3 separate regions of the Homo sapiens genome follow, and regions 2 and 3 are each linked to region 1. Evidence: chromatin contacts called from ENCODE Hi-C or POLR2A ChIA-PET data. All regions are on one chromosome and are shown on one strand. The core of a region is the stretch at or near the end of the contact, and the rest is flanking DNA. Distances in the headings are between cores, read along the strand shown.

Evidence for each region. A loop is a pair of places that touch in the nucleus more often than their neighbours do. ChIA-PET counts read pairs that join two places held with the same protein, here RNA polymerase II (POLR2A). Pooled maps may share reads with other maps.
Region 2: a loop to region 1 is called in a map of CD4-positive, alpha-beta T cell, with 7 times the contacts of the local background. The contact joins the promoter of MOAP1 here to the promoter of TDP1 in region 1. A Hi-C loop is called at or near these places in 2 of 168 maps with a recorded cell type or tissue (CD4-positive, alpha-beta T cell and CD8-positive, alpha-beta T cell) and 8 of 50 pooled maps. POLR2A ChIA-PET finds 5 or more read pairs at or near these places in 1 of 52 experiments (Caco-2).
Region 3: a map of CD4-positive, alpha-beta T cell shows a loop between it and region 1 (14-fold over the local background). The contact joins the promoter of ITPK1 here to the promoter of TDP1 in region 1. A Hi-C loop is called at or near these places in 3 of 168 maps with a recorded cell type or tissue (B cell, CD4-positive, alpha-beta T cell and CD4-positive, alpha-beta memory T cell) and 7 of 50 pooled maps.

What each region holds. Positions count from the first base shown.
Region 1 is chr14:89,953,270-89,957,782 of GRCh38, forward strand. It overlaps TDP1 (tyrosyl-DNA phosphodiesterase 1), which reads left to right and starts at 2,658. Exons shown (of 17, transcript NM_018319.4): 1 at 2,658-2,701; 2 at 3,309-3,531. It overlaps EFCAB11 (EF-hand calcium binding domain 11), which reads right to left and starts at 1,461. Exons shown (of 6, transcript NM_145231.4): 1 at 1,317-1,461; 2 at 637-732. The coding sequence starts at 1,391. RefSeq lists an enhancer at 1,190-1,690 and a silencer at 2,756-2,985.
Region 2 is chr14:93,182,330-93,186,842 of GRCh38, forward strand. It overlaps MOAP1 (modulator of apoptosis 1), which reads right to left and starts at 2,568. Exons shown (of 3, transcript NM_022151.5): 1 at 2,481-2,568; 2 at 2,230-2,384; 3 at 1-2,033. The coding sequence starts at 1,913. The coding sequence ends at 858. LYSET (lysosomal enzyme trafficking factor) reads left to right here and starts at 2,988. Exons shown (of 2, transcript NM_001098621.4): 1 at 2,988-3,156; 2 at 3,931-4,513. The coding sequence starts at 3,077. The coding sequence ends at 4,342.
Region 3 is chr14:93,113,373-93,117,885 of GRCh38, forward strand. ITPK1 (inositol-tetrakisphosphate 1-kinase) reads right to left here and starts at 2,553. Exons shown (of 11, transcript NM_014216.6): 1 at 2,400-2,553; 2 at 1,697-1,933. The coding sequence starts at 1,791.

The sequences.
Region 1 (4,513 bases), core at 1,408-3,907:
ACCATATTTTAAAATGCAGTAGTGGTGTGTGCTTTTAGGTTGATATATTGTTAAATGAGAAAAGCAAGTTAAAGTAGGCACAATATTTACCCATTTATGTTTTCAATAAAAGACTATGCATATGTATGTCATGGATAGAAAATTTCAGAATTACACAAAAAAACTGTTAATGGTAATCCCCTAGGAGTGGGACCCTCTGGTAGGCGGCGAGCGGATTTTATGCTCAACTTTATACCTTTCTGCACTGTTTTAATTTTTTGACCGTGGATGTATTTTATAAACAAAGCAACAAAAGTAAAACGAGAAAGAGACTATGTCATGTCCTATGTAAATTTCTCCTGTTACCAACACTCCCCTCTCAGTCTTCCCTCTTGGCACCTCTCTAGCATCTTGTATTTATAGTAGTTATTAGCAGCCTGGTGGTGAGATAGGCTTGTGTAGACTCCAGTGGAAAAGATTTCTACTTCATCTCTGGGCTGAGGTGTTAAGAGGAAGCTAAAATTCAGCACTGGACACATCTCTGAAATTGCTTATAAAGCAATTTATAAACATCCTAAGCTAGCCCTGTGAACTTTTCTTAGGATCCATTCACCTTTGATCGTCTACCCCATCCCCAAATATATAAGAAAGCTCTACCTTGGAGGGCTTGTACCCAAACAGCATTACAACAGCAGTTTTAAAGTCCTCTCTGCTGAGATATCCTTTGTGATCTTCATCACATGCTTTAAATACCTGAAGAACATTAAATAGCTTTAGTTAATGAGACAGAAATGGTTTATTTTTATTACTAGTTTATTATACAGTTTGGACCTCGAAAATCTAAAACTTGGCCCAGCGGTAGAGTATGAAAATAGAATTTCATTATCCCAATATTAATTCTCAAGAAATCTTAAAGATGGACTGAAATTTTCTTAAACATGGGCTGAAATTTCCCTCAAAGTGCAAACGAGTTAACCGCTAGGTGACGCAAATTAATTCATTTAGGCCACTGAGATAAATTCTACCCAAAATTCAGTCCTGGAGTTAGGAAGGTGAGGCAAAGGGGCTGGCTTTGAAAGGCGGGAGAGATGCAGACTCAAGGTTACCATTAATAGACTATATAGAGAGAAAGGAGATGGAACTTGGAGGTAGCCGTAGTCCTGGACGGGGAGCCAGGAGCCCTGCAGCTCCAGGATCAGTCATTAACCACGACCCTTTGGACAGGCAGCCCAGGTCTTATCTGCACACCCGGCAGAGTGAGACCCAGACACGGGAGAGGAAGCGAGAGGCCCAGGCCAAGCTGAAGTCCGAGGCTCAGTCGCCCTCCGGAAACCTACTTCCACCCACTTCCTGTGTTCCGAGGGACTGGCTTCCCACGTCCGCGACCTGGCTCTGGCCTCGGAGAAGAACATCGCGACTACAACAACCGAGCCCCAGCAACCCAACCAGCTACCACCGCTTTCCCAGCCTGGCTGGCAGCCTACCGCGGCCACGCCCACCGCGGCTCAGGAAGCCGAACTTCACCGCGCAACTCCGACGTCTCCTCCCATTGGACAACCTGCCAGCCACTCGCGTTAATCCCGCAGGGCTATTGGCCAGAGTCTTTGTTTAATTACGTTTCCTTGGAGCCGCCCTGGCAGTGAGGCGCCCAGGCCTGCCCCCAGCACTTGGCTCCACCCCCTGACTGTCCCTTAACTCGTTGAGCGCGGCTGGAAATCCAAGCGCTTCTAGGTGCTGGTTCAATGCCTGGTTCATGATTTATTTCATTCTCTCCCTCCATCTTGCAATAGGTTACTTTTAATCATTTAGATCTATGACACTATGCTAAACGTTATAGGAGACAAAAAGACTGTGAACAAACAAGAAGAACCAAACGAAAAGAGCCAAGTCCAGGATTCTCGTTCAGATCAGCAAGTCATTGGGATCGAGCTCCTAGGGCAGCTACTACATCTGTTATGTCCTCAAGATAATCCCAGCACCTAGCACTGTGCCTGGCACAAAGTAGATCTTCAATGAAAGAACGAAACGAGCCGTTATATTTACACAGATGTATTTCACTCAGTCCTCTGGAAGAGATGCCTAGTGTGAAAGAGATTCCAAGAATAAATACCATAAACAGCACCGAGCCCAAATCCCACAGCAAACATCCTTATTAAAGGCAAGGAACGTGGGGCGAGTTCCTTTTCTCAGAAGATTTTACGAGAACGCAACTGTTGCGAAGAAGGAACAGACATTCGAGGTTCTGAGTCCAATGGGAACTCATTTAACTTTTTATTTTGCAGCAGATTTCAAAGTCTGCACCCAGCCCCTCCCAGGACACAGGTCTCCTTGCAGCTGCCTTTAACCTAAGCGTATCCTCTCTCCACTTTAAACCAAACGCCGCTGCATGGAGCCCTGGGAGCCTGAGCCATGAGAATCCTGTAAAGAGGGTGAGTCTTGCTATTAGTTAACTAGAGCGAAGTTAGGGGACGCCTTTCTGGTTCTCCTCTCGTTTTAAGAAGTCTCCAGGAAGTAAGCCAAGAGCTAGGAGAGACCAGGTTTCCCCAGCCCCGTCCTGGGTAAACACCCGGCGGGCTTTAGGACCCAGCGGTGGGCTCTCCGGAAGGGGAAGGGGCCGGGCCTCGAGGCACAAGCCGCTGCCGCCAGGGTTTGAACTGCGCGCATGCGCGGCGGCCGCCGAAGGGGCGGGATCCGAGGCAAGCGTTGGTTCTGTGCGCCTCAGGTACGTGTTGGGCGGCAGTGGGCGCGGACTCGGTGCGGTCTCTCGCGGGCTGCGGTCGGGCCCGGGATCCTGCTCCTGGCCGAGTCGCGGTGCGCGGGCTGCTGGGGTCCGGCAGGGCTGGAGGCGGACCGCGAGGAAGCGGCGCGGCCGGGAAGATGGGGCAGGGTCGCCTCGGCCCCGGGGCCTCGGTTTCCTCCGATCACAGCGCCTCAGGGGGCGCGCACGGGCGCTGCGGAGACCTGTGTCCTGCCGGGGCGCGGCGCTAGGGGCCCCTGCTCGGGTTTTTATTCCCAGACCTAAGCTTACAGGTGCGTGGTCCCAGAAAGTGAGTAGGAAAGCGCCCACCACGTGCCAGGCGCTTAAGCTTTCTGTGCTCGGTTTCCCAGTATAGGAGGACGGTCACGGTACGTAGTATAGAGTTGTCCTGAGGGTGAAGCGAGTTTACACTTGGTGAGGCGCTTCGAATCGTGCCTGGCCGGCCCCAAATGAGCACGCAGTAAGGTTAGCAGCTGCTGCCGTCACTTCCTCACGTTCTGAATCTGCTCCGTCCCCAACGCCTTCAGCAAGAGCCCTCTCACTTCCTTTGTCTTCAACCCATTCTCCGCAGAGTTGGAGCACACAGCTGTATTAAAAAGGCAAATCGAAGGCCGGGCGCGGTGACTCACGCCTGTCATCCTAGCACTTTGGGAGGCCGAGGCGGCTGAATCACTTGAGGTTAGGAGTTTGAGATCAGCCCGGGCAACATGGTGAAACCCCGTCTCTACAAAAATAGAAAAATTAGCCGAGCGTGATGGTGGATGCCTGTAATCCTAGCTCCTCGGGAGGCTAAGGTAGGAGAATTGCTTGAACCTGGGAGGCAGAGAGGTTGGAGTGAGCCGAGATTGCGCCATTGCGCTCCAGCCTGAGCGGCAGAGCGAGACTCTGTCTCAAAAAAATAAATGTAAATCGGACTCCCCTTCTTAAAGCCCTCAGTGGGGTCCCATTGATCATTGCATAAAATCCAATTTCTTTAACAAGTCTTCTCCCCTCACCCGCTTCGGACCACTGCCTGCCTTGCCTAAGTCCTTTCTTATGACCTCTTTCCCACCTCTGCCGGCTGGGTTCCCTCTACTTGGGAATGCTCTTCACCCCATCATTTAGACAGCAGGTTCCTTTTGGCCCTCTGGGTCTCATTTATATGTTACTTTTTAAGTATATTCCAAAGGTCACCCCTATTTTTCTGTCTCATACTTATAAAATGTAATGAATGTCTAACTCATCTTGGCTATTAAAATTTTTATGTGTGGGTCTGTCTCTTCTGCCCTGAAATTAGCTCTGCTAGGGTAGAAACTATATTGTTAACGCCTCATTCCCAGTTTTTGGTACATAATAGCTGCCCAGTAAGTTATTGAATGAATGAACTCCAGGGGGTAAGCATGATATCCATTTCACAGACTAAAAAACTGAGGCTCAGCAGTTAACTAACCTGCCCAAGTGCACATTTACTCCCTAGTCATGGCCGGGTTTGAGACAAGGGACCATGTTTGCCTATTACTGGCCACACAGGAACTCAATTGAGGAGCATGGCCTCCAGGCCCAGCTGATGGTCTTTAAGCTCAATGAGAAGGAGCAGCTGGAGGTGAAAGAGAAATGCCCCAGCTGGGTCTCATATAGTGGGGAGTGAGGAAACACTAGTAGCTCTAAATGGAGTACCCTTTTATATCCACAACATGTTTTAAAGTCCTTAATAAAAGTGCTAACAGTGTCCTGAGCTAGCATTTGGTGGGAAGATTTCTTAGATTTTTCATGTTAGTGCAGTGTTTGCCAAATTTC
Region 2 (4,513 bases), core at 1,318-3,817, 3.2 Mb after region 1:
TAACCAATCTCAGCATTCTATTCTGCCTTTTGTTTTGATTGCACAGAATCAATATAATTCTGATTCATATGGAAAATAACTTAATATCTTAACCTCCGCTCAGGATCTTCATCATAAATGTAGGTCAGTACATACCTAAAAATTGTCAATGATCCAACATGGTCACATGTGACATGCTACACTTGCACCTAGTACCAAACAAGCTGATACTTCAATGAGATCTGGTTGGCATATACACCCAAGCCTTGTCTGTCCCCTCAGAGCACTGCACACAGATAGTGAAAGAACTTGTGTACAATAAGAAATTCACAGGGATGAGGCTGGGCGCAGTGTCTCACGCCTGTAATCCCAGCACTTTCAGAGGCCGAAGCAGGTGGATCACTTGAGGTCAGGAGTTCGAAACTAGCCTGGCCAACATGGTGAAACCCCGTCTCTACTGATAATGCAAAACTTAGCTGGGCGTGGTGGCACATGCCTGTAGTCCCAGCTACTCGGGCAACTGAGGCAGGAGAATAGCTTAAACCTGGAAGGCGGAGGATGCAGTGAGCCAAGATCACGCCACTGCACTCCAGCCTGGGTGACAGAGCGAGACTCTGTCTCAACAACAACAACAAAGATATTCACAAGGATGAATTTAAATAGGTAAATGGCAGTGTAGAACTACATCCTTCCTAGTCAATTACACCTTTAGGAGACTTTAAATAGGCACAGAAACGACAAAGGGCTTATACTGAGAATTGCACAAAAATGAGTTACTTGGCAGCACAAGGTAGGGATTGTATGTGTCACAAGAGTATATAGACTGTTCTACCTTCATGCTCTACTCATTGCCATATCCCTTCGTGGTTCCCTGAGACTCAGGTGAAATTACCTTCCAATATTGCCTGGAGAAGGGCCTCCTCCTCCTCAGCTGCCTCATAATCCTTTATTAGTACCAATAACTGCAAGAAACCAGGGGCTGGGCCATCCTCTGGCAGATTAAGCTCTCTGCGAATTGTTTTGTGGACTGCCCCAGCAATGACTTGGTCTAGGCGGGCCTGATTCACAGCATCTCTCTCAATTGCTCCTCTCTGTACCAGCTTCTGTAACAAAGGCTCCAGCCTTAGTACATAAGCCGACAACTTTTCCTCATCCTTCTGGTAAGTGGTTAGATATTTGACCTGCAACTCCCTAGGATTATCTGTAACCCCAAATACCTCCTCAAGAGCCTGCAGACATTCATCGACAGTAATTAAAGGATTGTTTATCTTGAGGACACGAATAACATCAAGTGCTGGGCCTCGAAGGCTCTCTAGCAATCGCCTTCTCTTCTCTACATCTGGCACCTGCCACGCCTTTATCATCTGAGTAGTATGAAACATCCAGCGTCCAAATTCTTCTTCTCCTGGTTCTGGAGACTCCCTGCCCGAGAACACTCTCAGCTTTTTATACTTCAAGCATTGCAGGGCAGGCTGAAGAGCCTCTAATGCCTGTGCCAACATAGGGGCCCACATTTCCGGGATCATGCCCTGCTCTGGGTCTAAGGAGCCATTTTCATGTCCAAGAGCTCTGCTCAACTCACCCACTGTCATGCCCTCTCCCGCTAAAAATTCATTTAATCTGCTTAAAAATGTATTATCTGGGTCAGGGGGCTTAAAGATCACTCTCCAGATACCCCCTTTTCCCGGTATCTCCTTAGGGACCAGGGCGTGACTAGTCTCCGCAGTAAGCCCTACTAAGGCTACTTTCCTGTTCTCATCCCTCCTGAACATCCTTCCAAGCAGTCTGTACTCCCCCAAGGGAGCTAAACCAGCCTGCAGAGCCTCCTCGATTTCTGCCACACTGCAGCTCTGGGAGATGCCGGCAATCAATAGCGCTTTCCGAGGGTTCATGTCCATCCCCCTGCACCAGTCTTCTAAAAGCCTCAAAGTCATGGTGCCCGAAATAATAGACTTAAGTTCTAAATATGCCAGACCACAGGCGACCACCGAAATTCAAAGTAATCCTCCGCGGTACCCCAGAGAAATCTTGTCAACGTGCCGAGGTCCAGCAGCCTGCAAGACAGAGCAGACAGGTTAGCTAAAGGTGCCAACGTCCAGGGCAAGCGTGCAGGCCCCAAGCCCCGCGCGCCCTGCCCCCAGCGGCGACGCCAGGGCAGCCGCACTGCGGCGCGCGCCCCTCACCCCTCCCAGCCCTGGTGCCTGGCGGATGTCGGGCCTGCAGGGCCGCGTCGGGCCCGCTTCCACTCACCGTGATCTAGTGCTCGTGCCCGCGTCCGTGCGCCGGCGGCCAAGGTGCCTGGCCGGGCCCCGACGAGGCGCGGGAGGGCAGGCTCCCCTAGGCTCTGACGGACACTCGGGGGCCACAGCGACCGATGCCGGTACTCCAGGTGCCTGTGGTACTGTCTGCAACGAGAAGTGATGGGGCGATGACAGTCGCGAGCGGGCACCAGGGGGCAAGGCTGAGGAGCGCTGAGTCGCCAGACCCAGAGAGCCACCCACCTGGAGGGACGTGCCGCCACCCGCGCCGCCGGAGCTCCGGCTCCAGCCCGGATTCCACCTGTTTTGGTCTCGCTCGGGGAAGCTGCGCGGCGGGCGGGGGCGATCTGACGTCATGAGGGGCGGGCCTCGGGGGCGGGGCGCGCGCGCTTCCGGCCCGAGCCGGAAGCTCCGACTGCGGCGGCATCCGGGACGGCGGGCGGGCTGGCCACCACGGGACAGGAAGGTGAGATCCGGGACCTCAGCTTTGCAAGCAGGCTCCGCCGGCGACCGCTGACGGGCGCTGGGCTCGCGGCGCTGCAAGGCGGCGAGGCCCGGGCCTGGCGCCGCCTGCGCAGCCTTGGTCGCGGCGTGCCGGCGCTGCAGCGCGGCAGGGGGCGGGGCCGGCCGCCCGGAGGCCCAAGTGGCGGGGACGCCTCCCTGCCGGGTCAGGTTCTCAGAGCGGGTCTCCGGCGGCGGCGACGGGGGCCGGGCCGCGCGTGACCCGCCGCAGTCACGCCGTTCTTAATCACTAGTAGCTGGTGCTCCAGGCTGGCGGCGCTCACCTTTCTCCTAGCCGGGTGACCCAGGGGATTTATTTTATGTTGGCTTTCTCTGAAATGCCAAAGCCACCCGATTATTCAGAGCTGAGTGACTCTTTAACGCTTGCCGTGGGAACAGGAAGATTTTCGGGACCATTGTAAGTGCTTAGGAGTTACTGTCTTAACTTGGGGGCTTGACTTGTAGCACCCCGCGTTCACGTCTGAAGCAGTACTGTTATGCCAGAAAGTGTTTCACCTGTCAAAGTGAAATGTGCTGTGAGAAACTAGTTTAATTCCAGTTTCTGGAGGGCGGGTATTATGGACCTGTTTAAGTAGGATGCAGTGATTTATTCTGAGGGATTCCCGTTAAAAAGCAGAACTCAGTATATACTGAAATCAATGGTTTTTTGTTTTTTTGTGTGTGTTGTTTTACTTGATTGTAAGTATTACACAAAACAACCTGTAAGTTTTACATTTCTTAATAGGTGTTTAATTTAATTATTTTAAATCTTAAGTGTGTTAGTGGGATATTTTAGAATTCTTTTTTTTTTTTTTTAATTAGACAGAGTCTCGCTCTGTCGCCCAGGCTGGAGTGCAGTGGCGTGATCTCGGCTCTCTGCAAGCTCTGCCTCCTGGGTTCACGCCATTCTCCTGCCTCAGCCTCCCGAGTAGCTGGGACTACAGGTGCCCGCCACCACGCCCGGCTATTTTTTTTGTATTTTTAGTAGAGACGGGATTTCACCATGTTAGCCAGGATGGTCTCTATCACCTGACCTCGTGATCCACCCGCCTCAGCCTCCCAAAGTGCTGGGATTACAGGCGCGAGCCACCGCGCCCGGCCTAGAATTCTTGGAGATAAAGCAAGTACATTTGGAGTAGTTGCCGTGACAGCATTACTAGACCCTAATTGTATTTTCTTTTTTAATTTGAAGGCACAGAGCATGGAGAATGATGAACTTCCGTCAGCGGATGGGATGGATTGGAGTGGGATTGTATCTGTTAGCCAGTGCAGCAGCATTTTACTATGTTTTTGAAATCAGTGAGACTTACAACAGGCTGGCCTTGGAACACATTCAACAGCACCCTGAGGAGCCCCTTGAAGGAACCACATGGACACACTCCTTGAAAGCTCAATTACTCTCCTTGCCTTTTTGGGTGTGGACAGTTATTTTTCTGGTACCTTACTTACAGATGTTTTTGTTCCTATACTCTTGTACAAGAGCTGATCCCAAAACAGTGGGCTACTGTATCATCCCTATATGCTTGGCAGTTATTTGCAATCGCCACCAGGCATTTGTCAAGGCTTCTAATCAGATCAGCAGACTACAACTGATTGACACGTAAAATCAGTCACCGTTTTTTCCCTACGATTACAAAACTGCCAGTCCTATATGGAGTCTGATCACAAGACTGCAGTTTCTTCACAGATCTCAGGAAGTTGTCGTGGGGCAGAGGCTTTTTAAAAACATGTGATTAGGGAGCTATCTTTATCTGAATAATAACGAATTTTTAGGT
Region 3 (4,513 bases), core at 1,303-3,802, 3.2 Mb after region 1:
CCTAATTACCAAGCAAAACAAGCCAACCCAATGACAAGCCTCAAGCTTGAGTTGCAGACACAAGATGACATAAATACAGACAGCAGTACAAAGGGTGCGAGGTATTCGCTGGGATTTCCCAAGTCTTACATGACTGCAGGGGGAGCTCCGGTGCCTCACATCAGAACTGGACTTCGAGAACATGCCAAAGCAGCTGCTCCAAATTTCTTTAGTGTCTTAGAATGCCCTTCCCACAAGTGAGTGTATCCGCGGTACAACGTTCAAGTACCCTTTTGTAATGTTCCAAGGGTCCTAAGACTCATTTTCAAAGCTCTGGCTTCGAGCTCCTCCTGATTTCTTCATGAATTGCTGGGGCCACTCTGCATGCCCTATTGATCATGAAGAGCCTGTCTTCTAGGGAAACCGGCCTGGGAGAAGGCAGCCAACCCCATCCCCAGACCAAGGGATAAAGAACCAGGCACTATCCTGTACAAGCTGTGCCCCTCTGGCTGCAGGAAGAGCGCCTGCGGGGCTTGCACGGGGCAAAGGAGCAGCAGGCCCTTGGGAAAGGCATGAGGCACACAGAGGTGCTGCCAGGCTCACCTGCGCATGCCAGCTCAGACCAGCCACGGGCCCCCAGGAGCACCAGGGGTTACGGAAACCCAACTGTTCAATTCTCCAAGATGTGTGGGGCCCCCACAGGGACAAAAATGCAAGTAGAGCCCATTTTCAAAAATCAGTCTAACAAGCTGCATCACAAAAGGTTTCCACCTGGAGTTTGCAAAAGGCTTTCAGAGCTAGATTCTCTTAGGCTTGCATTGAGAAAAGGGCTTAACTGCTTCTCAGAGGCAAAGCTACAGTTGTGGAGCAAGGGAAGGCCTACCTGACCCAAGACTCAGTAGTTCTGTAATTTATTAAGAACGTGATCTGTTAAACACCGGAGACTCCGCCAAGGAGCACCAGCATGGTGGGAGCAGGGGCACACAGCCCAGATGGCAGAAGGCCACTCCACACCACGGGCATTTACCCAGCACTTTCTACGCACCAGCCACTCCCTAGCTGCGGGACCCCAAGCTAGGTACCCCGCTCCTCTGCCGATCGGTCCCCGTTCTCAGACAGGTGGCCCAGAATCACCACCCTGGCCAATTTGCAGGGCTGCTGCGAGGCTCTAATGAGACAGCAAATCACCACATACATGCCAAGAATTGCTACTCGCTTCAACTGGGCTTAACCTCATGATATGCAATGACAGCCTCAAGAGCCGAGCACACGCGGGGCACATAGTAGGTGGTCCACAAACGTGGGTGCCCTTTCTTCATGAAAGGGAAGGGGACGAAGGAAGAAAAACACTCCGGTCCAAAAGTACCCTCAAGCCCTTACCCCACAGCGTGGATGCCCCGATTTCCCAGGTCCCTCCGCAACCCTCAGTAGAACTCCCACCGCGCCCTGGGCTGCTGGGGGCCTCCCCAGCCGGGTCACAGTGCACCTGAACGCCCCGGTCCGTGCCACCTCGCCCGCACCGGCCACCGCTTCCCTGGAACGCGGCCGGCGGCCGCCACCGCCACCTGGCTGCTCGGACTCAGTCTCCCCGCGCGCCGCTTCTTCCCGTTTGGCTCCGATCTCCCAAAACAACTAATGAGGCTGCACCGGGCTCGGGCCGGGGGTCACCGGGCTCGGGCCGGGGGTCCCCGGGCGCCGGCGCCGCGTCCCTCCTTACCTGCACAGCTCGGCGAAGGCCTGGAAATTCAGCTTCTTGATTTTCTTCTCGCTCAGCCAGTAGCCAACTCTCTTCCCTTTCAGAAAGGTCTGCATCTTCCTCCTCGGGCGGGGAGCCTGGGTCCGGAGGAAATCGCCCACAGGCCGAGTCTGGCGGCCGGCGCGCGCCGCGAGCGAGTGGGCACCTCCTCCCGGCGGCGGGGACGCGGAACGGGGATCGGAGCTGGGGCGCGCAGTCCTGCCGCGCGGAGCGGAGCGGGGCGGGGCGCGGCGGGCGGCCGGGAGGAGGGAGCGGCGCTCAGCGCGGAAGGCCACTGGCTGGGCCAAGCTGCCACCGCCCACGCCCCCGCCGCCTGCGGGCTCGCCCGCCCGCCCACCGGCTCGCGAGCGCCGCGCCGCCCGGCCTGCCGGCTGAGGCTGGGGCACGGCTGAGCCTGAGTCTGAGTCGGAGCTGGGGCCAGGGCCCGCAGGAGGGGAAGCCGGGCCTCCGCAGACACCGCCCCCGCCCTGCCCGCCCTCCCGCCGCGCGGGCCCGAGCCACACGCCCTCAGGCGGCGGCAGAAGCGCGGCCTCCGAGCCCTTCCTCCCTCCTCCTCCCGCCCGGGTCCTCGCCCTCTGATGTTCCCAGCCGGGCCGTAACCCCTGGGCGCGCTTGGACCCCGGCGGGGCGCACGCGGCCACTCGGCCCGGCCAGAGATCCTCACCCGCCGCCGCCGCCGCCACTTCCTCCTCGGCCTGGTCCTCGCGCGCTGCCCGCCGAGAAGGGCGGCGGCGAGCGCCCGCGCACTCGCCGCCCCTGCCCGCCGCCGCCCCGCGCTGGCCCGGCCGCCCCGCTTGAGCCCGCGGCGGCGAGGAAGCGGCGGGGCGGCCGCCAGGGGGCAGCGCCGCCCGCCGCCTCTTAAAGGCGCCGCGCCGGCCCTCGCGGCTACCCGGCGCCTGTTTGTGTCCCCGGGTGTGGGGTGCGGGGCGCGGGGCTTCCTGGGGGCGGCCGTGGCCCGGCGGTCTTACTTCGGGAAGGGAGCCGCGGTGTGGGCGTGTGTTCCGCCTGGCCTTTGGGGGCGACCGAGCCGCTGAGTTTCGGAAACGTCTCTGTACCCCCAGCAGGGTTCAGCACCCCCAAGGCAATCCATTGCAACTGCGCCCGGAAGGAGACCTTCCAGGAATTCGCCCCTTCCCTCGAGGAAGCGGACCCTGGCCCAGGATGGGGCCCCCCGGGGGGGTGGGTGAACACCCAGGGGCCCTCCTAGGCGTAGGACGTGACCACCAGTTCTCACTCTAGGTCCCCTTCACTGAGGGGGGAAGGGGCGGGGACTGGAGGCGACAGCGACAACAGCGGCCGTCCCCGGAGACCCCTTCCTCAGGGGTGCGGGTCAGCGTCGGCGCCGGGGAGTCACTAAACCCCGCCTACCCTGCCCTGCCCTATGGGGCAGCCAGGGAGCTTTCCTGCCTCAATGGTCTCTGGGTTTGGGAAGGAGAAATGGACTTCTCTCCCCAGGCCCAGGCAGGAAAAATGGATTCCCGTGGAGGGAAGGCTCAGAAAAGTTTGAGAGGAGACACTGAAGCTGGCCTTGGAAATCAAGGAGATTTTGATGGAGCAGGGAAGGGGGATGAGCTTGAATTGAGGCTGGGAGACAAGAAAAAGCCAAGTTGCCAGCGGGTGACCAAGACTTCCCTTGATCACACTTGAGTCAGGCTCCTCCGAGACCTCTTTCTGACCAGGCCCCGACCTTGGGCTCTGTCCTTGGCCTTCTTAGTCCAGTTTTAGCCAGAATCCTGCTGTCAAGAATATCTCCACGCTTGGTATGTGATCACCCTGGCCGGCCTACATTAAGAAACTCCGTCTCAAAAAAAAAAGAAAGACAAGGATCTCTCTATGCTGCCCAGGCTGGAGTGCAATGGTGCAGTCATAGCTCACTGCAGCCTCGAACACCCCTGCTAAACTGATCCTCCCACCTCAGCCTCCCGAGCAGCTGGGACTACACTGTGTTGCCCAGGCAGGTCTCGAACTCCTGGCCTCAAGCTGTCCTCCCACCTGGGCCTCCCAAAGTGCTGGGATTGTAGACCTGAGCCACCCCGCCTGGCTTCCCTGCCATCTTTAACGAGAATCTGATTAGTTTTTTTCTTTAACAAGGTAGAGAAAACGGATGGATGGAGAGTGGAAAAGACGATGGGTGGGAAACAGGACTCCTCCAGGGGGCCAGCTAGGGACGGGCACTGCATGCCTTAGGCAAGGGTACTGCGAGTTTCATAGGCCATGGGAGCCTAGAAGGTAAGTGGTGACAGGTTCCAGGGTCAGCTCTGTGGCTTAGAATGCCTGGCTCCTGGGGGGGACATGGAAAGCTGGATAAAGGGAAGATCATAGCAAGGACCCCTAGGGCCGAGGCACAAGATGGATAAAAGAAGGCTAAGGGAGGCTGCGCATGGTGGCTCATGCCTGTAATCCCAGCACTTTGGGAGGCCGAGGTGGGCACATCATGAGGTCAGGAGATTGAGATCATCCTGGCTAACACGGTGAAACCCTGTCTCTACTAAAAATACAAAAAATTAGCCGGGCGTGGTGGCGGGCGCCTGTAGTCCCAGCTACTTGGGAGGCTAAGGCAGGAGAATGGCGTGAACCTGGGAGGCAGAGCTGGCAGTGAGCTGAGATCGTGCCACTGCACTCTAGCCTGGGCAACAGAGTGAGACTCCGTCTCAAAAAAAAAAAAAAAAAAAGAAGGCGGCTAAGGGAGTAAAAACGAAGGGGATGGGGGCAGCAACTATAAACTTGATACTTGAAGTCAGCAGTAGGGATTACAGGCATCGACTTTAAATGTCCTGC